Regions from separate parts of the Homo sapiens genome. Here all the other regions are linked to region 1. A link is a loop called in an ENCODE intact Hi-C map of the cell type or tissue named here. Cell type or tissue: chondrocyte. All regions are shown on one strand.

The links. Peaks named below come from ENCODE experiments on the same cell type or tissue, not always from the same donor. Only the 100,000 strongest peaks of a DNase experiment are listed, where the experiment ranks them.
Region 2: it touches region 1 in a loop (2.2-fold over the local background); 4 of 110 quality-filtered maps call a loop at or near these places.
Region 3: a loop joins it to region 1, with 2.3 times the contacts of the local background. A loop is called at or near these places in 2 of 110 quality-filtered maps.

What each region holds. Positions count from the first base shown.
Region 1 is chr3:55,157,459-55,165,458 of GRCh38, forward strand. All of the region lies in intron 2 of LOC124906243 (a long non-coding RNA gene), which reads right to left. Among named protein-coding and RNA genes, the nearest start is that of LINC02017, 17 kb to the right of the region's middle. RefSeq lists an enhancer at 2,715-3,914. In chondrocyte, no CTCF peak of the experiment used is centred here; a DNase peak (open chromatin) is centred at 3,276.
Region 2 is chr3:55,328,137-55,336,136 of GRCh38, forward strand. The region is part of intron 1 of LOC124906243 (a long non-coding RNA gene); the gene reads right to left. Among named protein-coding and RNA genes, the nearest start is that of LINC02030, 110 kb to the left of the region's middle. In chondrocyte, no CTCF peak of the experiment used is centred here; no DNase peak of the experiment used is centred here.
Region 3 is chr3:54,887,182-54,895,181 of GRCh38, forward strand. CACNA2D3 (calcium voltage-gated channel auxiliary subunit alpha2delta 3) reads left to right here. Exons shown (of 38, transcript NM_018398.3): 24 at 778-871; 25 at 4,174-4,269. CACNA2D3-AS1 (CACNA2D3 antisense RNA 1) reads right to left here. Exons shown (of 7, transcript NR_046666.1): 3 at 7,432-7,574. Among named protein-coding and RNA genes, the nearest start is that of CACNA2D3-AS1, 10 kb to the right of the region's middle. In chondrocyte, CTCF peaks have their summits at 4,582 (motif pointing right) and 4,787; a DNase peak (open chromatin) is centred at 4,541.

The DNA.
Region 1 (8,000 bases):
ATGGCAAACGTGTATAACCAGGGAAGTGGTATGCGTCCCAAAGCTTGAGTCATTCAAAACCATGTTGGCGATATCATTGGAAAAAAGTTGGGGGAGAAGGAGACTGTCTTGGTGGAAAATCTGTGAAGTCCCCCCACAGCGTTGTAGTGGCACTTTTCTGAGTATTTGACAGGAACTGGCTTCTAAATATGCCTTGCTTTCCTCTGCATCATGCACTATCTAGAGCATAAATAAGGCACGCACAAACTTTCCATTTCGCTCATGTCCCAGGCATCATTCTCTCTTCAAGTATTGAAAAAAATAGCTTCAAGAACACAATATGATAAATATGACAGATAAAAATAAAGTATAGTTAGTTACAGATCAATTTTACAAAGTCAGACACATGTATTATCTCAGTTAAACCACAGTTCATCCTCTTGGTGGGCATTCTCCGTTTGTGGGTGAGATCACTGAGATTTAATGAGGTTATGACTGGTCTGAACTTCTGACTTCCAAACCACTCTTGTGGTTATTCCTGCTCCACTCTACTCAGCCTCTCAAGAGAGTTAAGGGAGAAAAATCCCTCCACATTGATAAAAACTTATGAAATCTCATTAAATTATTAAAGGAAAATCTATAGTTTATTAGAAGGCAAAGGTACACCAACATGAACTCCATCAGCTACCAAAGTAATTTTTTTTGTTTGCCTTTAAACCTAATCTTTCTTCCTTGCTCTGGAATCCACATAAGATGAGGTCTTTGTTTGCTCTGAAACGAACATCCTTATAAATCTGTAATTCACACATTTTCCTGACTCTCCTTAGATCAACAATAACCTCTTTCCTCTGGTGCATCTTTAATTTTTCTCCAGTGGATGTTTCCTCTACTCTACAAAACTGTTCAAATCGTTTCTACCCCAAACTCACATTTGTTTCAACGTCCTTACCTTTCTCTCTTACATTCCTTTAACTTCTGAACTTCTTTACAATGAAGCACACACCACATTTCCCCATTATTTTCTCTTTAATGCCTTACAAACTAGCTTCTTCCCTATACTCTCCTGAGATGCTCATGGAAGGTATAATCAAACTAATGACCTCATCTTTGTTTGCTGCGCTGACTACCACAGCCTGTTTGACACATCCATCACTTGGTTTTAGAAACATAGTAACTGCCTAGTAGTCTTCCATTTTTTTTCCTCTATCCTCTCTTATAAATAGACATTTAATAATGTCCATTTCCCAGCAACATTATTGCTCTTAAAGACCCTTTCAGGACCATTTATCATTCCAAAGGCTTGACTTTCACTTCTAAAGGCATGATCCTCCAGTCTAAGTCTCTTGTCCTAAAAATTCTACTGAAATTTGGATATTTGCCTTTGAAATCCCCAGGAAAAAGACCAATCTGAAGGATTTACCAGCCACCTTTGATTCAATACAGCCCAAACTGAGACATTTTCCATGACCTGAACTTGGTAACACCATTTCAAAACTCCTGGTCTCCAGGTTCAAATCCTTAAGTCATCCTTGCTCCCTTCTCACTTCTCATGCCCAATAGCCCTATTCACTTCCCTATTCTGCCTCTGAAAGGTGCATGCATTCCTCCTTTTTGCTTGGCACTGTCCTACCCCAGATGCTCACCATTTCTCCCTAAGCTATTGCAACAGCCTCTTGATTGCTGATGATGACAGCAATGGCTAATATTTATAAGACTGTACCATGCCGAGGAACAGTGCTGAGCAGCCTGTGCACATCCACAGTCCTGTGAGTGAACCACTGCTGTGAGCCCTTCTTTCTAGTGGGGAGACTGTGGTCCAGAGGGTGAAATGTTTTTCTCAGGTCACACCATGTGCACAAAGTATAGCCATGACTCAAATACATTTCAGAGTCAATGCCTGAGCTTCTATTCCCAAGGCATATTGTCTCCCAATATAAATAACAAAATCCGAATCTTTCAGCCTGACCATCAAAACTCTGCAGAATATGGTCTTCTCCAACCTCCTCAACTTTATCTTCCAGTTTATTCCTTTAGTCTACTCTAGGCTACTACTGTTGCAAAAGATGATCCCTTTATCTACATTGTTTACCTCCTCTTCACATCGACATTTGAGGTTCATCTCAAAACACATATCCTCCAAGAAGACTTCACAGATATTCCCACTCAGAATCAGTCTCTCCCCATGTGCCTTGCATGTAGTTTGTTTCGGCACTGGAGCAATGATTTGCTGCATGGTAGTTACTTGAGTGTACATATATTCATCTCACCTGTTCATGTCTTGAATACAGGGCCCATGTGTTACACCTCTCTGTTATATTCATGCCCCCACCTCCCCACCATGCCAGTAGTGCCTGGCATGTGACGAGCCTTCAATACATTTTGGTAGAACTGAAGAGCAAGCTTGGGTATGGTTGGGGGTTGGATTATTAATAGTGTTTCCAAGTGGGAAGTGAGACTGTCACCCTGGCCAGTCTATTCCTGAGTTACCACAGATCCCAAAAGGTCTTTAGGCTTAATCATTCACAGAACACAGCCGGTATTAGGAGCAAGGCTCTCTTCCAATTAATAACTGAAGTCCAGTGTTCAACTTCCACAAAGCATTTACTCTATAATTGGTATTAATTCCTTCAGAAGTAATTTCCACTGTTCTTCAGCTCCCATCACCAACTAAACTTGAGTATCAATGGTGGTAAAAATAACAACGACAAAAGCTAACATTTACCAAACTTTACATTTATAAATCTCCATTTGATCTTCGAAACCACTTAATGCAGTAGAGACTACTATCATTCCCTTTTTCTGAATGAAAAGATTGAGGTTCAGAGGGGCTGAGGAACTTCCCAAGATCACTAAGCCAATAGGAAGTGATGAAGCCGGATGCAATCTGACACCCACACTCTTAACCACTGAGCCTCACCATCTCTCTAGAGGCCTGAAGTTAATAAATTTCAGTTTCCTCTCCTCTCCCCACATGACCAGAAGACTTGAGACACAGAAGCCTTGGTGCAGTGCTGCTGAGTGTTACCCCCCCCCCGCTTTGTTTTTGCTTGCCTGTGCACGGCCAGTTTTACAGCCGGGCTGCTTATGTGAAGACGTCCACTCACATCCTGGTCATCATTAATCCCCTCATTAAGCAACCCATGAGGAAGAAGCAGTGGGAACGGCCGTGGCTCTGCACAGGTTGGGCTCTGTTGGAGATGGGACGTGAAATCTTTGCACGCCACTGGCCATGAGTCATTGGAAGACTGAGCTGTGTCCCAGAGAGGATGACAGGAAACCGCAGGCTCTGGCTTCACTCTTGCGGTGACAGTCTTTGAGAGGCTGGATGACCATGGTGGTTCAGCTGTTCCCCGATGGCTGCCTCCCTACCAGTGCTGGGCTGTGTTTTTCTTGGCCAGTTGGAATGTGGAATGCTTCCTAGCTCAGTCAGTGCTGTGGAAGGAGACAAATCTACTTCCCAAGTCTCCACCCCCCTGCTCCAGCTACTACAATCATTTTGTACAACTCCTTCCTGCTGTTTGGAGACATATTTATGGGCAGTTGGGACACAGGGACTCTTCTCCTTGGCAACAGCTTCCCACCAAGCCAAGCAAACTTTGAAGTGGTCTTGGTTCCTGAGTGAGCAGAACATCTATCGTCCAGCAACATATGCCCTTTTGTTTGGCTCCCAGTTTCATGACCTCTGTGATATAAGATGGGACCTTCAACAACAAGCCCAAACAGGAGTCTCTCATTCTTGTGTTGACAAAACTTCTTTCTTGATTCATTTCTGTCCCACTTCATGCATGGATCACACTCACCATCTGAAAAATCTAGTATTCTGCCTTTTTCATTAAGAAAAAGAAAAGGTTTCATCATGCATTTAGCTGTTAGTATGTACATTGCACTGTGTGATGCCCAAAGAAGGGCAAAACACAGCCCTGATCATCTAGAACCTAGGGGAGACTTAAACAAATATGTGAAAAGCTGGAGAGAATTGCATTACTGTAAGAATGGCTGGAGTTTGGCCTTTAACCAAGTCCTGAATACAAGTCTTGTTTCTGCTGCTGAATAACTGGATGTCTCCTTATTCGCATCCATAAAACAGATGAACAAGCACCTCTGCCTCTCAGGGTTGCTTGTGAAGACTAAATGAGACAATGTCCTATCAAGCACTTGTCAGAGTCTCTCACATGTAATTAACACTCCGTACGTGGAAGCTGTGATTACTTCTCATATTTAGGATGTGGGGGTATGTACAGGGCATTGTCTACTTTATAAATGTCTCTTCTTCCAAAATGGAACTGGACAAAGTCAAGACAGAAAACAGTTTCAGATATCCATTCAAAGCAAGGATAGGTACTTAGCACTGAAGCAAAATCTTTGCTGAGATATCTATAGGAATTGGTAAATGTAAATCATTCAGGGGGTCTTTTTAAAACGTGGCCTGAGTTTATCCCCTTTTGGGTCAAAGACAGATGTCAGAAAGCTTCTTCTTTACCCAGCTTTGCAACCTCCCATCTGCCTTCAATTAGGCAAGCGGTCAGCCTCTCCACATTTAGGGTACACCAAGGCAAGGCCCTGAGTTACACTCTTGTCGCAAACCCACTAGGAATGACTTCACAGCTGGACACGGTTTGTCCCACAGAAATTCCAGACACAACATTGCCCAAAGCATTTAGGCCTTGCAGACCACGACATTATATTTTAACATGTCACTCATAATCCTGATTCTTCCTCTCTCCCTATCTGGAAACTCACGTTTGCCTCTCAGATTGCATCCTCTATGCTTTGAAAACACTGAGTGATAACCACACTGACTCATCTGTTCTGAGAGGAGGCTTGCTCTGGCCAGGCCAATTTGAACTCTGAGCCACAGGCCCTGACTTCTGAACCTTCTCTAATGAGTCTGTTTTGTGCCTTACATATTTTTACCCAAAGATAAGATCTGTTCTCATTTTCTCTAGATCTATTTATGCATCCCTAATAAGCAAGTTGTTATAAAAAAGCAAGTTTAGATGTAGTCTAAACACTTGAATGTGTAGCAGCTGCAAGATTACCTGTTTGAAGTCTGTTGATGAGACTTCTCCCAGGGAGGACATAGCAAAGGGAAAGGCATTCAAATCATGAGAAGAACATAGAGGTGGGGTTTTTGGTTTTAGTTTTGGTTTTATTCCAAGCCAAAAGACTAAGCTCAGAGAGCATAATATCTCCATTCCTCAAGGTCATGGCCAGGCCCAGATGTTTTTTGCTTTGTCCAACATTTGTAGGCTCCTCATTTCTGGCAGTAGGTGCATACAGTATAGACTTGACTTCCTTTGAATTTCCTGCCATTAATAAGGCCCAGGGTCAATATAAAATATGTATTGAATATCTAGTCACATTTTTTCAGGCAGCATTAAAATTCTTCTCTATGGAACATAATGTTTGATGTACTTGGAAAAGGCTACTTTGTTTTATAATATGTACCTCTGAGGAAGTCAAATATTTTTATTCCTTGATTCCTTCCCTCCCTCCCTTCCTTCCTTTCTTCCTTCCTTCCTTCCTTCCTTCCTTCTTTCCTTCTACTCTTCTATCCTTTCATCTATTCATTCATTTCTCCATTAACACATTTTTTCACATTTATGTCAAGTATCTACTGTGGGCCAAGCAGTGAGCTAAGTATTAGAGATAAAAATAAATCGAACATCCAACTTGATTTTTAATCTTGTAGGGGAGAGAAAGTTAAACTGGGAAAATGATGTAACCAAAGTATAAGTAAAGTTCACTGGGAGAGTCAATAAAGTTCACTGGGAGACCCATGGGGGAAGAATTTGCTTCTAGAATAATTAGAGCTGGGCTTGAAACTGGCTCTCTCCCTAACTAGCTGTGTAACCTTGGGCTTTACTTAACTCCTGTGAGCCTTGGTTTCCTCATCTTAAAATGGGGATTATAGTAGAATCTATTTCATTGGATTGTAGTGAGGATTCAGTGAATGAATGAGGTAATCATAAAAAGGGTTCAGTGCAGTACTTGACTTCTCTATGATTAGAATTAGTGATCCTGTCTAGGAAAACCTTACAGAAGAGGTAACATTGGTCTTAATCCTGAAGAATGAGTAGGGACTTGAAAAGGGGGAAGAACATTGCAAGTAGAGGGAAAACCATGTCTAGGCCTGGAGTCATGCATATGTGTGACGTGTTAGGCAGCAGATGGTCAGTGTGGTCAGACAGAGGGGATGTGTGGGATGGGAGTTGAGACTGGACAAGTAGGACAGCTGGAAAAGGACTATGTATTCGATGGTGAACTACATGCTTCAGACAGGAAACAATGGAACGTAGCATGGTAGTTCTCACTCCAGAAACCAGAGACTGAATCCTGGAAGGAGAGAGACGGATAAGAAGCAGTTTCTTAGCTGTCCATCGGCCTCCTAAGGTTCGCATAGAGCTTTCAGCTCTGTTGTCCATCCAGTAACCCTAAGATATTTTCCAGTTTAGGCTAAGGTATTTGGCAAAAGATTCGGGAGACCTCCTGCCTTCCTCTTCTTCTGCCACTGGCACACCCTCATGGTCCACTCTGATGGTGAAGGGCTGGGAAGTGGGAATTCTTGGGTCTCCTCATTCATCATCATGGCTGAGTCTAATGGGATAATGGTTGAACAAGAGGGTCTTCAAGGTTACCCCCAGTTCTGAGTCATGATTCCAAGTTACAGGGATTCACTTAACCTCATAAGATAAGTAATGGGCCCAAGGTCATACAGCCAGGGAGTATGACCAGCAGAACCAGGATTTGAGCCTAAGCTGCCTAGCTCTAGACTCTGTACTCTTAGTTTTTGCCTTACACTGTCTCTATTCTGTGCTCAACCATTTTGCCCAGGCCAATGATCACATTTCCCTACTTTCTGTTGTTCTCAAGTTTAGACTTAGAATTTAACTTGGGAGCAAGTGGGTTTTGTGGTCTGTTTAATTAAAATTCTAGAACACAGAGTTCTCAGCAGAGGTCTTGCTCTGGAAAGCATCCTGGGGGCTGGACCTTAAGCAAGGCATGGGAACACTTGCAACAAATTTTTCCCTGTACTGGCTGGCCTTTAGGAATGGGGCTCCTGGAGAGGAACTTGATTGGCCTCACTGCTCCTCTTGCCACATGTGGGGTGGCCAGATTCCATTATTTTGCAGCACAGGTGAGGATGAGGAAGTGTGCATGTGTGTGTATGTCTTGTGTTGTGTTTGGAGGATTGTCCATAATGGAAGTGCATAAACATCAATCAAGGCTTCTTTTTCTTTTTGGGTGTTCAAAGTGTGGAGGTGATATATCCTGTTCTAAATTGTGAATGGTATTTTCAAATACTTTAAAACAACGCTTATTATCAAAGGGCAGAAGAGATGTGCTTAAAGGTAATAACACCTTATTGGCTTAGAGGCACCTTGCTGGCTTTAAAATGCTTTCTTGGCCTGGAGTGTAAATGTTATTGGCTTTGAACTCACTCCCAAATTATACAAAGGTTTTGTCCCTCTCTTGACTGCCAAATGTTTGAGCCCCACTTCAGCAGTGTCTTGCTGAGAGGCCACACTGCCATAGGCCCTCAGACAGCTGTAAAATCTGACAGCCTGAGTGAGGGAATCCAAATCTGTTTCTTATTGAGTAGCCAAGATGGCTGGGTAACACCACAGCCAGCTGTAGATCACTTTTATGGACAGCAAGGGATGTGTCATCTCAGTAGCATCTGCACAAAGTATCTTCTTGGATGATTCCAGGCTGAGGAAGGGCCAGGTGTGGCTGTACATTTTTGTAAAACCCCTCACATGTGAACAAAGTCCACTGCTCAGCACATCCTGCGCTTTTCCAGCATCTCTTAGATAGTGAATTTGGTACCTCTTGATCATTGAAATTCAGGAATCAACTTAAAAGGTAACTTTCTGGTGCTAAAGCACATCTCTCTCCTTCTAATGCCGAATTCACTTCATTATCCAAGCCCTTTGGTCTCTGACTTACAGTAAATAATTATCCACAGCTGTTGCAAGTTGGTTTATCCTCCAATAAAGGTCAGGATGACTGACTAGACA
Region 2 (8,000 bases), 170 kb after region 1:
GTCACTGAATTTTAGAGTGGTTTGTTAAACAGACAATGGTGTCAATAAATAGCTGAGAGTGTTCTTTTCCCATTATTTGCAGCCAAGGGAGTCTAAATATATTAGTGCCCATATGGGATCCCACACAGCTGCTGGTATTTCTCTCATTATCACATTTAATGTGCTCTTTTGTAATTGATATTTACCTATCTGTACATCCTTCCAAACCAGCACTGTCCAACAGAACTCTTACAAAGATAGAGACACTCTATTCTGGCATTGTCCACAATGACAGCCACTAGCTACGTGTGGCTACTGAGTACTTGAAGTGGGCCTGGTATGATTAAGAAATGGAGTTTTGAATTTCATTTAATTTGGATTAGTTTAAGTTTAAATAGCCACCTGCAGTTAGTGCCTAGCATATTGAACAGCACAGCCCTAATATCTAAACTCTTTAAAAGCAGGAGTTGTATCCATCTTGTTCATTATCACATGTCCAGGGGAAGAGATGGGGTTAATAATTTTTTATGATAAGGAAATATATTCTTCTAACTTCCTTAGGAATTTCTCACTCCCTGGTAAGTAGACCCATCAAACCTAATGAGGTAAATAACCTTAGATGTCACCAATTTTCATAAGCACCATAAACCACTCAGCAACATTTTGTCTGGGGGACAATACTATCCTGGTCACAACACCCCAAACTCCAAAGATTTAGTACTGTTATTGGCTAGTGTATTAGTCTGTTTTCACACTGCTGATAAAGACACACCCAAGACTGGGCAATTTACAAAAGAAGAGGTTTAATTGGACTTAAAGTTCCACATGGCTGGGGAAGCCTCACTATCATGGTGGAGGTCAAGGAGGAACAAGTCGCATGTTACATGGATGGCAGCAGGCAAAGGGTGCTTGTGCAGGGCAATTCCCATTTTTAAAATCATCAGATCTCTTGAGACCCATTCACTATCACAAAAACAGCACAGGAAAGACCCACCCCCATAATTCAATCATCTCCCACTTGGTCCCTCCCACAACACATGGGAATTATGGGAGCTACAAGATGAGATTTGGGTGGCGACACAGAGCCAAACCATATCAGCTAGTAAGCAAAAAGGAACTTTCTGGATAAATCCTAAGCAAACATGAAAGTACAGTTGTTCCTACCACATGTGTTTCTTTTCAATGACAAACAGACCCTAAGATGTGTCCTGCTTCTGGTTAGAGGATAACCTCCAGGAGGCCCAAAGGAGAGGGAAGCAGCAGGATTAATTCTTAAGTAGCTCAAACACCACAGGAATTAGAACTCTCAGAGAAGCACCTGCCTTAATCCCTTCCAGTGTTGGGAATATTGGAGCAGATGCCTCTACAAGTGCTCAAGGGTGTGGTACGAAGTGGCTGGGTGGAAGGAAAGATGAGAGTTAAGTTTCTAAGATAGAGTGTTCAACCTCACAGGTGACCAAAGGACCTCACAACCAGCCCAATTCCTGATTTGTGCCAGGCAAAAGCAAGAGGACTCTGAATTGCTTTCACATATCTAGAACTCTTTTTGTTCTTCCTAAGATGTTATTGGTTTTTTAGAAAGACCTTTCCATTTCTGTGATACAGAAGTAAGAGTCCAAGGTGTTAGCTGAAAACAGTGCTTACCATGTAAAAGAGGCCCGAAAAATACTTAAATAACTGCTATAAAAATAAGTACTGTTGTTTGCAATACTTCATATTAAACAATGGCCATCTCTCAAGAAGGCAGAAAGGAGGTTGAACTTACTTTTTTGTGATATTGAGTTGCCCTCTTTGTGTCTTCTGCATATATATTAGAGGCGTTATAGAAAAAATACTTTCTAAGCCATATGTTGCAAGTCATAAGTACAGGATGTTTTTCTAGCCAAATCTCATCCAACTCAGAAATGCTTTCAGGGTTCTTCAGGCTCACTTTTCATACCATGGTGTGTCTCATTATTCAAGATCAGCTGGAGCCCAGAAGTGACTCAGTCCACTTGAATCACTGAGATTTGAGGGATTTGAGCTGAGCATAAAAGGGCAAAAAATTAACTGTGGCCAAACAGAAGGTGACAAATTCTCATAAAGGAATTATATACCTTTTAAGTTTTGATTAAAGAGATGGATGCTGAATATACTCCCAGAATAATAACAACATGAATATCACTGATCACAGTACCCATATTAACAATAACTTATTGCTTAATATATGCTCAGCACTTTAATAAGTACTTTACAAGTACTCTCTCACTTGTTCTTCAAAAGAACCTTTGCATTAGGGACCATCAACATATTCAGTTAATGAACGAAGAAACTGGGGCTCAGAGATTTAAAAAAAAAAAAAAATTGTCCAAGGTCACACTCCTAGAAAGTGGGAGAGTCAAGATTCAAAGCCAGGTCCTCTGGCTAGGAGGCCCAGGCTCTCAACCACTGAGTCATAGGATTGCTGCTTGGTAACTGCCTTAAAGCCTTGGAAAGCCAAATACCGCAGCAACGTGAATCCCTAGGAAGCTTAGTCAATGTTTTCTTAACAACCCTAACTGCACCTGAAAACAAGTAAACATTAAAAACTGCGTTTTGGAGGGTTTTTTTTTTTTTTTTTTACACACCAGGAAGTCTAGACACCTGCCTTTGTATATTTTCTGGAGGGGGGAAAAATAGACTCATTGTATGAAATTTATTTCAACCATTTAGGGAGATTTTAGTAAAGATAGGTTACATTTGCTATTCAGCAGTGAGACATAAATGTTTAACACAAGGTCTTCCTCCTCACCCACCCCTCCCCTACGGATGCTTTGAATAATGCAAAGTCTGTTTTAAGCTCTGCTGATTTACTCAAGAAAAGGGTCAGAATATTTTGAAATGTTGGTCATACAATCTGGCATACGGAGCATTAAAACTTAGGGTAAAACTCAACAAGCTACTTCCTGTCTGCTGCTTCTCGAGACTTCATGGGCTCATAACACTTAATAAAAAAAATGAGCTGTAAATAATACCTGATTTAAACTGCATGTCTCATTAAATGAACTAGACATTTGGAAGATCTTTTCATTCTTGCCGGAGAGTATATAAGCCTTTTGTGCATAATATGTTAACTTCCTGCTCTTTGAGGACTATGTGCTAGACACTTCACTCTTGGCTTGATTCCGATGGACTGATTGATAGTCAAACATCTTTGATCCACAAAACTGCAATTTCATATGGTCTACCTAACAAATGCTTTACATGTTTTATCTTCTAATCCTTACAACAACTGGTAAGGTAAGTCCTCTTACTCTTCCAAGTTCATTCATATATCAACTCCAGGAGGACAGAAACTCATGGGCTTTATCACTGCCAAGTCTTAAGTGCTTAAAATGGGACCTAGCATATAGTAGGTGCTCATTAATTATTGGATGAATCACTATATGCATGGATGGATGGATGAATGGGTGGATGAATGAATGGATGGATGGATGAGTGGGTGGATGAACATGTGAATGAATGGATGGATGGGTGGGTGGGTGGGTGGGTGGGTGGATGGATGGATGGATGGATGGATGGATGGACGGATGAGTGGGTGGATGGATGGATGAGTGGGTGGATGAATAGCTGAATGGATGGATGGATGAGTAGGTGGGTGGGTGGCTGGGTGAATGGGCGGTTGGTAGGTAGGTGGGTGAATAGATGGACAGATGGATGAATGGGTGGATAGATGGGAAACTAAAGCCTAGGTAGATCATTCAGCAAGAAATTGGCCAAGCCAGGCTTTGAACCCAGGTCTGCATGTTCCTGTGATTGTCCTGCAAAGCCTTTCATTCACTAAGCATGCAACCGGTTAAAGAGAGAATGCACCAATTGCAACTCTCATTTCTAGTCCCATGACCTTTCTCTAAAAGTCACTCCCTGTGTATGTGGGCAGAGGAAGAACCTGGGACATCCTGTGGCAACACAGCCAACTGTCTGCTCAGGCCTTTCCAGGCCCTAGATATTTGGGTCAAGAGGGACAGCAGAGGGGCAACCGTGCTGCAAAGAGTTTCAAATGCCCTTGATACTGAAAAGATGGGAAGGGCGTGGGAATAGCCAGAGGTTACATGGAAGGACAAACATCACAACTGGAGGAGACTGAGGTGGAGAGGAGGCCTGAGATTGCACGTGCAGACCTGTGGAACTGTTTCCACATTATCCACATCAGGCTGCAATGCTTCATTAAGTGGGGCCCCCAAGGGTTAACCAGGAAGGTGGAGGGGACAGAACAGAGCAGGGGAAAATAAATCTTGAGGAGGAGGAAGAAGGGGAAGAAACTCGGGCTGGAATCACTTTGTTTTATGAATAGTTTATGAGGCGTATCAGGAGTCACCCTAACGGGCAAGGGCTGGAATGTTTTCTAACTTTAAAGTGAAAGCCGCCCACCAGGCTGCGAGAGTGGGAGCGGCAAAATATGAAAAACACGGAGGCCCCTCTCTGCACTGCCCATCTATCTTGTAAACCATGGATCTCCAAGGCGCATATACTAGCAAATGTGTCTCACTTGGGATGCTAAAACCACCTTGGAGTTTTACACAGCCACTGTGCCCAGCTAAATGTTTTCAGGCGACTTCTCTCTTGCCTGGAAAAGTATCATGGGTGGACCCTGCGGCTGAGGAGACATTTGGAGGGGAGGACCACAGAGCCGGGTGTGGCACGGGGTGGTGGGGGGGCAGTGCTTACATCTACACCAACTGCATATACACTGGTCACCATGGAGCAAGGAGGAAGTACAGCCAGGACTAGGTGGTCTTGCTGTGGAGCTAAAGAACACACAAGAAGCCTCAGAAAGAAATCTTTATTTGTCCAAATGAGCTTGATGCCTTTAGCAGTTCTCTCTCCACCCACAGGCAAAGCCACAGGCGCCCCATAAACTGACCCCACTATCCAAGGCCTTGGGGAAACATTTCCTCCATGCCTTCCCCAACCCCTGGACTCCAGGTCTCAGGATGGAGCCCCACACCTCCGTGGTTGACCTGCCTTTGTCTAGGCTGCTCCTATGCCCTTGCCCATCCCTACAACTTATCCCAGCAACATCCCTTGGGTTCTTGAGGCCAATGTCCAAGATTCCCCTTTGCCCCACTGTCCAGGCAGTGTCTGTGCTCACACTCACTTCTGGATTCAAGCCACGGTCTGACCCTGAGCCTCCTGCTTGCTTGGAATGTGAATTCAGACTTTAGTCAGCAGGCTAATGCAAGGGACACCGCTGGTGCACAGGCTGCAGATTAAGGGCGGGGAGACATCCCATTATTGGGTGCACATTCTCAGCCTCCACCCTAACACACTGCCCTCTCCTCTTCCATTCACAAGCCCTGAAAATCTGGCTTTCCAAGACATCCCCCTACCCAAGCTGCTCTAACTCAGTGGAAATTCAAGCCAACGTTTCTTCTTGATAAGGTTTTCTCTTATGCTGAGTTGAAAAGGTTTTTGTCTTTTTTTTCCCCCTTCCAGAAAGGTTGGAGAGTTATTCGGAAGGTCTAGTATGTGCTGGTGTCCTTGCAATCACACCTGCTCTGCCTCAGAACATGCTGTTCTTTATGTTGGGGTAGAGTCTGTATATCTACTTGAGAAGACCCTGCTACCCTCTGGCACTCTCATGGCTCATCCTGGAATACGAACTATTCCTCATAGGAAATGGATAATACAATATCAGTGAAGATATTAAACATAGCACCTGGCCAGGAAATTCATGGTGTCCAATGAATGAAGCTTGTTTCTTTGCTTCATTCATTCATTCATTCATTTGAAATTAATTAGTGCCTGCCATGTATCAAAACATGGTCAAAGTCCTCAGAGTTCACAGTTTAGTGAGGGGAGAGAAGCAATACAGAAACCCATAAATAGATGAACATGATCATTTAACATAGTAGCAAGGCTATGGAGACAATACTGGAATTGAGAGTGAAAAGCAGACTTAGAAGGATGGAAGTGTGGTGGAGATCTATGTATAACCCCCCACAGAGAGCAAAGCAAGGTTAAGCAACCCTACTATCTGGAAGTTTTCTCCAAACCCAACAGATTCCTAAAGAGTTAGTCTGAGCTCTGAGAAAGAAAAAAGTAAGAACCCTTTTTCTAAACAGGGCTGGTCTGACTGTACAAAAGCCATTCTACTACAAAGACTAAACCCAGGTTCTGATGTTGGCATTTCAGTGTGAGGAAAGAAAGATTCCTGGCTGGAAGCAGCAGCAAAGGTCACTAAATGAGAGAGTGCATGGGTGGGAACACCCAGTCAACTGGGCTTGAACACATAGAAGATGGTGGTGAGAGGGAAAATTCCCTTCTGACTAGTTCTAGGCCTGGACAATGGGACCATCCACAGCAGCTGTTGGGCACCTTCCTAAGGTGGAGAATCCAATAGCTCCCCATTGAAGCCAAAAGACACATCGATCCTCGTGGGCAGGTGCTGCAAGTCATAAGCTTAGGAATTTGGGGGCTATGGTCAAGTCTCTCAAGGCATTCCTATTTGCATCCTACTTTAGGTAACTGTGGGTGCCACGTGGTCAAATACTGCAGGGGATGGGGGTTGGAGCAAAGCAGGGCGATGCCTGGGAAGTGTAAAAACGAATCCTTGGCTAGTGTCAAGGGAGTTGGCCTGGCCTCAGGTGAAAGAGGCTGAGAGGTTGTTAAGGTCATACCTCTCTGTGTATTATACAAGTCTGTGCCCCTAATGAAAATTCCATTTCTTCTAAATAGGCTAATTGAAGGACCTCTTCTTTGAAAAGGCCAGTCTGTGTTCTAAAAAGGGCTTAATGAGGACACGGTTATGACAAACCTCTTAAGAGACAGAGCAGAGAGATTTATAAAAACCTACAGAAAAATAGCAGGTAGTCAGGCCACTTTAGGAGGAGGGAGCACTAAGGAACCTACAGTACTGGAAGAAATAAATGGGAATGCTGAGAATAGGAGGGTGGGCTTCTAAATAAGTATACAGGCTGAGAGCAGGTAATCAAATGAACAGTTACAGTATTACAATGGCAGCCTATGGCATTTGTTAGCACTGGGTACCTGGTGCTAGGTAACGTGCTCATGTCAGTCCTTGAAGAGAGGTGTTATGATTTTCATGATTCTTCTAGAAGGAAAAACTGACTTTCAGGCAATTTGAGGAACCCCCCCCCAAGACTTAAGATTTCACAGCTGTTAGACAATGCAGACACATATAGACCCAGAACACCTGGCATTGCACATCCAATAGGGCATTGCCCCATCCAGTGAAATCTGGTGACCACTTATGCCAGAATCACAGAAGGGCCTAATAGATTGGCCTTTCCTAGGCTTTGGTGGACATGCAGAATCAAAATCTGCATGTGGCCCCTGGAGATCCACGTTCCAAAAGCTCCTTGGGTGATATTGAAACACACTCTTGTTTAAGAACCAGGCAGTTAGGGGCAGTGAGTAGATTGGGTTGTTTGGAACAGAGGGTTTCTAAGAATCCAGGGGCTTGAGATCTACAGGAATTTTTTTTTTAATCAGCACTTCCAGAAGAGATGAGGGACAAAGCCCACTCTGTAGAGTGCTGGGAGGACTCCATCTATGCACAATGTTAATGGTTATTGATCTGGATGTGATGGAGTAAACCTGCTGCATCCTGCCTTCCTCAGGTACCTGGTTTAGCACACTGAAGTCAGGAGGGAGACTGGAAAGAACTGTGTACAGATGAATGCAGAAGATCCCAGCTTCTCAGAATGAAGATCGTGAACTCAACAGATTTTAGCTTCAGGGAGCAGAAAGTAGAAATGGAGATGGGGCCAGGGACCCAGGAGTGCCTACTCCAAAGGTTGGCCATGGTCCTGTGATAGTCCCATACAACTTCCAAGGTCTAAAATCAGCGTCTCCATGGTAGAGTTGTCACTGATGAAATAACAGCATTACCTGTCAGGAAGAGAGGCCCAAATATTTTCCATGGTCCTGAGGACTCATTCTGAGAAAGGCAAGCTACTGAAAGGGCTTCTCCAATTCCTGGCATTTTCTTATTCCCAGGCCCTGATGACAGAGGGGTCTTGGCCCTGAATCTGCCCTTG
Region 3 (8,000 bases), 270 kb before region 1:
TTGGGAGGCTGATTCAGGCAGATCATTTGAGGTCAGGAGTTTGAGACTAACCTGGCCAACATGGTAAAACCCCATCTCTACTAAAAATACAAAAATTAGCCAGGTGGTAGTGGCCTGTGCCTGTAATCCCAGCTACTTGGGAGGCTGAGGTAGGAGACTGGCTTGAGCCTGAGAGGCAGAGGTTGTTGTGAGCTGAGATTGTACTACTGCACTCCAGTCTGGGTGACAGAGTGAGACCGTGTCTCAAAAAAATAAACAAATAAATAAAAATAAATAAAATGAAACAATTCTTAAAAAGAAGGAATCACAAAATAAGAATCCCAGGGGTTATTAAGTTATGGTATCTCTTTCCCATGTGACAACAGGCTGAGAATTTCAGGGTGCTAAAGAATTTCAGTTTTAGGAGAGGACAGAGATGGGGATGATGACAGCCAAGTGTTCAAGGAGTACTGGCTTCTGGTCTCCAAATCTGGGACTCAGCCTGCTGGTCCATGGCAGGAACCACGAGATGGGGTGAGAAAGCAAGAAACTGAAGTGTGAGACACCCAAGGCTCTCAGTTGACTACCTTCTTGCCCAAATGCTTTGGAGGCTCCTGTGTTGCAGGCATACCAGGTGTCAGAACTGTTTCATATTTTCAACTAGTGGGAACTTAACTCATAAAGCAACATGCCGCATGAGAAAGTAGCCTGCAGATGCTGCACAATGAGCCCATGAGTGCCTCTCATGCCCCTCTTCCAGCCCTGCTGAAGCATCCTCTTGTCTGTCCCTCCCAACAGGTGATAAAGAATTGATCCAAGAAGTCCTTTTTGACGCGGTGGTGAGTGCCCCCATTGAAGCGTATTGGACCAGCCTGGCCCTCAACAAATCTGAGTAAGTGGTTGCACGTGTCCTCGTTTCATGGCCATTTCCTCACCAACACTCCGAAATATGGTTATGGTTTAAAGAACTAAACTGTTTTAGGAACCTGGTGTTAAAGTTCTTTAATTTTCCCCCAAGCTCCAAACCACAAGAGCTAGAGCAGATTAGCGGCTCGGGCTTGGATGGCAAGCTCCTGGCTTTGACATATAATTTGTTTGAGTTTTAACGTTACATGAAATTTGGTACGCTGAGGTAGGGTGACACTTCCGAGAGAGAGGGAGGCGGAAGGGAACTTCGTTGCCTGCCTCGCCACAGCTCTCTCTACTTTGCAGTCTTGGGGGAGCTTGGGATCTGGGCCAGGTTAGGTTGTGAGTAGGATGGAGAAGTGAGAGCTCAGTTTCATAGGGTGTTAGATATAACCCTGTGGTTTTATTTCTGAAGTGGAGGGTGGAGGGCTGTGGGGAAGGCCGTGGTAGTTGATATCAAAGACTAGGATGAGAACTGCTTTAGCAGCTTATTATTATTTCTTTACCATTATTACTTTAAGTAGACTATTAAAGATTAAAAAGAAAAGGAAGAACCATTCCTTTTCCCTTATATTTTCATGTGTTACATGATTCATTTCTCTCCACTTTTCTGTTCTTCCTTAGTTCATTCCCTCATTGTATCTTCCCTTCTATCCTGTTTCTCTCCATTTTTCTATTCAATAGTTCATTCCCTCATTGTATCTTCCCTTCCATCCTGACATTCATTCTGTTCTCATTTTCATTCATTCACTCATCAAGTCTTGACTGTGTGTCTGTTATGTGCCAGACTCTGAGCGAGGTGTTGGGGAAATGGAGAGAAACCACACAGATAGAGCCCTTAACATCATGGCACCTGTGGTATATAGTGTGCTGTATTATTAAGAATCATAACTGCTTTGAAGGAAAAGTAAAGACACATAAAGTGTAACAGATCTAAAGTGGAGGAGGAAGATGGGAACTAGTTCAAGGTTTGGGCAGCATTCCAGGAACAGCATGTACAAAGGCCTTGAGATGAGAAAGCATTTGACACATTGGAGGAATTTAAAGAAGGTGGACACAGCTGACATATAGAGGATAGCCTGGAAGATGTCAGAGGATGAGGCTGCAGAGGGGCCGCATGGCTCAGGACCTTGGGAGTCAGGTTAAGGATTTTGGATTTTATACTCAGAGCAGTGGAAGATCACTGAAGGATTTTAAGAAGGGGAAGAAAATGATCAGATTTTCATTTTACAAAAAGATCTCTCTATTGCTGTGTGGAGAACAGAGGGTGATGGGGTAAGAACAATAGTAAAGGTTCGTACAGTTTTCCCAGGGATTCATGACTTGGACCCGGGCAGTGGGCACAGAGAGAAGAGGTCCACTTGTGGCTTGCTTCAGAGGCAAGGTCTCCAGGACTTGATGATGGGTTTGTTGTGGAGGGTAGGGAGGTTGAGCCATCAAGGATCATTCCCAGGTTTATATCATGAGCTATTGGGCAGACGGTGCTATTTGCTAACACGAGAGACACTGGGGGAGGATCAGGTTTAGGGCTGGGCATGGCCAGTCTCTCTTCTAGACATCGTGAGCTGAAAATGACTGAAAGTCTCCCAAATGGAGATGTCAGGTAGGCTGTTTAGTATGCAAATCTGGAGCCCCAGAGAGACTGCCATTTTCATTATTAGGGGTGTCTTTGAACTGCTTGCCTTCATGGCATGGATCTTATTTCCTGGGAAGCTGGCAACGAATTGAGCCTTTCCTGGGGTTTCTTTCTCTAGTAAACCTTGTAGTGTTTCTTTTCGGCTCTCATGAAACTCAAAATCTTGAGCAAAGGTTGCTGATTCATTCCTAACACATACTAAAGATTTCCAAAATGGTAACTTGCTTTGTAGTCCACCATCTGTAACTGATTGGACAGCCTGGCTTTCCAATTTGGTGTAGGCTACAAGCAGAAATGCATTGTTTTGGTTTTTATTCAGCCCTTAAATACTTAAAGGTAGCATCCACCATTTTGACTTTCATCAAAGATCAAGTAACCAAATGACCTTACTTTGAAGATAACGTGGAGAATACTTTGGATCAAATTACTAGTAGCATTTAGGACAGAGAAACAAGCTCAAGAATTGGTGTTCTCTTCATACATTTATTGTAGGATAAAATTATGTGTTTGTGGACCAGGCATGGTGGCTCACACCTGTAATCCCAGCACTTTGGGAGGCCGAGGTGGGCAGATCACAATGGCAGGAGATCGAGACCATCCTGGCTAACACAGTGAAACGCTGTCTCTACTAAAAATACAAAAAATAAGCCAGGCGTGGTGGTAGGCGCCTGTAGTCCCAGCTACTCGGGGGGCTGAGGCAGGAGAACGGCATGAACCCGGGAGGCGGAGCTTGCAGTGAGCCGAGATAGCGCCATTGCACTCCAGCCTGGGTGACAGAGCCAGACTCCGTCTCAAAAAAAAAAAAAAAAAAAGAAAAAGAAAGAAAAAAAATATTATGTGTTTGTGAAGAAAGGCCATTTGCTTTTTGCATAGGAGAAATATACCTTGCAAATCTCCTAAAGAACACGCTCAAGCATATAGAATTTGCCTTGGAAGTTGAAACAAAATGATATTTAGTGAATTTTTACATTAGTTTTCCTTGCCAAGGCCGTTCTTAGAGTTCCTATGTGTAGCCTCCTACAGAGCTATTGGAAGAAGCCATTTCTTTACACATCTCTTTGGGGTTGGTGGTGAGAATAAGGCCTGTGGTCTGGTAGAAGTGATAAGCTGGGGCCCCCACAACTGTGTGGATGTCAAAACCAATTCCAACTACGTGGAATTCCAGGCTGTGGGATGCTGCAAACTTGGTTCCATGGCTCAGCTGCTTTAATGGCAGATTCCACAAATGATCTCAAGACCAAGAATAAACTTGGTAGCTTTAATGCAAAAAGCGAGTCCTAAGCCCTAACTGGCTAGTCCTTCCCATTCTTAGCCTGATCTCTTTGAACTTGCACCCAGAACCTTGAAATAAAGATGTGTGTATGGTTGGAAGTAGATTTTTTTCACATGCTGCTTTTGTTGGCAGGAAGTTCTTCATTTTTCCTGCAAGTATTACTTTGAAAACTTTTGTAAGGGATACAAGTTGGCAATCTGTGCTCGTGTGTGTGTGTGTGTGTGTGTGTGTGTGTGTGTGTGTGTGTTTCTGTATCTTCTTTTAAAGTTTAAGTTTCAAAACTGCTATTTGGTAAAAACATTCTGTGAGTCTTAAAATGCAATGTATTATCTGCTTACTGTCTAGAGGCCTCCCCCTGACGTCTGTTGTTCTGTTTCAGAAATTCTGACAAGGGCGTGGAGGTTGCCTTCCTCGGCACTCGCACGGGCCTCTCCAGAATCAACCTGTTTGTCGGGGCTGAGCAGCTCACCAATCAGTAAGTAGGAGGGATCCTCTACAGGGGCCCAGGGAGCTTCTGAAATGGAACATTCAAAGGGAAGCTTATTTCATTTCTTGATTCCACTACTGGTAGAAACATAATTTAGGCCACCCCAGGCCTATTGAGATTTTTCCTCTCTGTTCTACCATGCGGGCCCCAGCATGTGCTTTCACCTGCCTGTTAGCCCTTCCACCACCCTTTGTTCCTCAGGCTTGTTGGCTTCTGTCCACTGTCCTGGAGTCCTCTCCCGCCCTGATGAGTCATTTCAGAACTCTGGGAGGTGGTGCGGCTGCTGGGGGAGCCGCCAGAGGGAGGAAACACTCATCTCGTAACAAATGGCTTCAGGGTGTTCAGCTGTTCTGCAGCTATGCTGAGGAATTCCTGCCTGTACAAAAGTCACTGTTCCAAGTCCTGTTTGTTTACATTTTACTAATAAACCTCTGCCTCTGTGCTTAGCCTGAGGGGCTGCAGAGCTCCACACCCAGGAGTGGGCCCTCTGGGGATGCTGGGGTTTGACAGTGTCTCCTTGGACTTCCAAAGAGACGTGGATAGATGGTGGGCAGAGAGTTTCCAGGTCTAGTACCCAGATGCTAAGCCCCTGCATCTTCAGAGAACCACGGGCCCTTAACTCATCAAACTGGTGTTTCACCAGGGCTAGTAGGTAGACTGTGAAGTCTTTTCTGAGTCTGTTAATAAGTTTTTTCTATTTCTTTTCTCTGAAGCAAGAGCGATTGTTAAGACATGGACAAATGGGTCCCAAGATTCAGAAAGTTAGAGAGTGGTTTGCAAGTGTGTGTGTGTGAGTTCAGAGGTTACCACAGAACATTATACCCCCAACCTTCAGGGTACCTGGAGGTGAATAACCAAGCCACAGAGTAGCTGCCAATTTGAGAGGGATTGGCTCATCAGGGGTCCAAGGAGGCGGTGCTTCCTTGGAGCTTGACAGTGCTGTTTGCCTCTGCTAGGTGAGGCCCTGACACCCACCATATAACCTTACAAAACCAAGTCTGGTAAATGACAGATCAATCAATGTTTAGGTATTTTAAGAGATTGGCTTTGAATTCTGTTCCAGGACTTTGACCTTCTTGATACTCACATTTATCATCTATGAAGTTTGATTATAGTTGCAACTTGATTTTTAACGACTTTTTTAAGCGTTTTTCCCCCAGACAATTGTTTTTCCAGAGGGCGAGTTCCTGGGAAGGACTAGAGGTGCTGAGATACACATTGCCTTCTCCTGTTAGGATCCAGATAGGCAAGGGGAGACAAGGGAATTCATTTTCTAATACTCATTGAGAAAGTCTGCTGCTGGCATTGAGACTGAAACAAGCAAAGCTGCAAAACAGTAACAATAAAACATGACACCTTGCTGGTCTGATAACTGTGTTATTGTGATGGATTTAAAAGACAAAGGACCACAGTAAGGATGCTGGGAGGTGTACCTGGCTTATCTCACTTGGGTATCTTCATTCTGTCCTCCTGAAAAGTGAGAGCGATGATCTCTTTTGGTTACTGTGAAGATCAAAAAAAATTATGGATGAGCTGGGCACAGTGACTCATGCCTGTAATCCCAGAACTTTGGGAGGCCAAGGCAGGCAGATCACTTGAGGTCAGGAGTTTGAGACCAGCCTGGTCAACATGGTGAAACCCTGTCTTTACTAAAAATACAAAAATTAGCCGGGCATGGTGGCACACACCTGTAATCCCAGCTACTCAGGAGGCTGAGGTAGGAGAATCACTTGAACCCGGGAGGTGAAGGCTGTAGTGAGCTGAGATTGTGTCACTGCACTCCAGCCTGGGCAACAGAGTGAGACTCTGTCTCAAAAAAACTCTTTTTTTTTTTATGGATGGAAAATTTCTTTGGGAAGCTAAAAATTCCTACAACTGTGTGTTCTATTCTTTGTGGCATTACGTGACCCACAGAGTGGGTACTCATTGACAATTTGAATGGATGAAATCTGTCTTCAAGAAACTCCTGTCATTGCTTCATATAGAGGCACCTTGACATCTATTGTCTTAGGGTCTTACCTGCCTATCCCCTCCCATCAAATGGTATTTGTCAAGATCCAGCTATTTGGATACACTCTCTAAGCCAGGCTTAGAAAGTTTTTAGCATTTCTGACTTTTGGTTTAGTTTTTGCTTTTGACTAGGGCATGAAAGGCAGAGCTTTAAGTATTGGGCAGAGAACTTGATAATATAAAGTTGCTACCCTGCAATTATCTCATACTATCATCAGTCTCCTACACTGAGATTTCATCCCATACCCCCGCCACCTGCATTTGGAAGTAGGTCGATTATACTGAAACTTGGCCGTCACCCCCAATAGTTATAATACATTCTGTGCCTTCAGTACGACTTCTCACATCACATGCATATAGCATCCAGTGATGTTAGCCTTCACAGCGTACAGCCTTAAGTTAAGAAGATGACCACTTTACCCCTGCCCTTTCAACCACCAAGAACAAAAGAGCTCTTGGGCTTTAAGAATCCCATATATTTGTTAGAGCCTGTTTTCAGTGTCCATAACACTCTTTCACATATGGTGTTATGTAATTCTGATACAACCCTGGTAAAGTGCAGCGTTTTTATTGTTCCCATTTTGTAGATGAGTAAATGGGGGTCGGAGACTCAATTACTCACTCAGAGTCACCCAGTTCTTCCCAGAATCTAGACCAGCCTGACACACCACTGCAATAGCTCCTAGTATCCAGGAGGAGACTTTCACCTTACCCAGAAGGATCTTTCTTCCTGAAGAACATTTTTGGGATTCTGTAAAATCAGGTTGCTCCTTCCTGTTTCCTCCAGAATTGCTGCCTAGTAGTTGGCAGAGGCCTCCAGGGTTTCCCGGCAACTCAGTCCTTTCGCAGTGACACCAGGGCTAATGGGGATCAAGTGCTGCAGGCTCCTGCTGGCTGCCCTAGGTGCCAGCACTGTCCCGGGCAGCAGGGCACTGGACACCCAGATGTGCAGCATTCCAGATCTATTGCCAGCCACCCCCAAAGCCTGAATGTCACTGCCTTAAGTGAGGACCACTTCATACCTTCTAACCAAGCCACCATCTCATCTACCATGACTCTGGAAAAAGGTCCCCTGTGGGCATCATTAACCTGTGCTGCATAGACAGGGCACCTCTTAGCTGTAATGACCACTGAACAGACCTGCTGGGAGTGCGAACACCTTCTGCTCAGTCGTGGCTGCACCTGTGACCCAGGGTAGAGAGTAGCAATGCATCCTGCCATGGGCCAGGCAACAGAGGCTCCTCCTCACACCGTCCAGGTCAGGTTTATGAAGAATTTCATGTCTAGCGAAAGAAATGAAAAGGCTAAAATTTCAGTATTCCTGAAGCCTGATGACTTTTAGATTAGGAAACATTACCACTGAATACAAGCAGCACAAAGAAGAGCTTGTCTACCAAGATGAGCCTGGAAGTCCTGATCTCCAGCATTCTAGATAGCACAGGGGATCTCTGCACTTTCTCAGTCTTGCACATGACTCCAAAGTTGGCCTTAGCCTTCTGAATGAGAGAAGAGTGCTTTGTAAAAATTTTTCTTTTAAACACTTTTAATTTCTGGAGAGTCATTTTGTCAGTAAGAGTCAAGATCAAATGCAAGCAGCTATGCTATGTCAGACCGTTTTTGACCTACAATTACCTAGTTCTAGTAGCACAAAATTTTATAGCAGTATTAACAAAGTAGAGCACTTATGAAGACGGCCATAGAAAGGAATT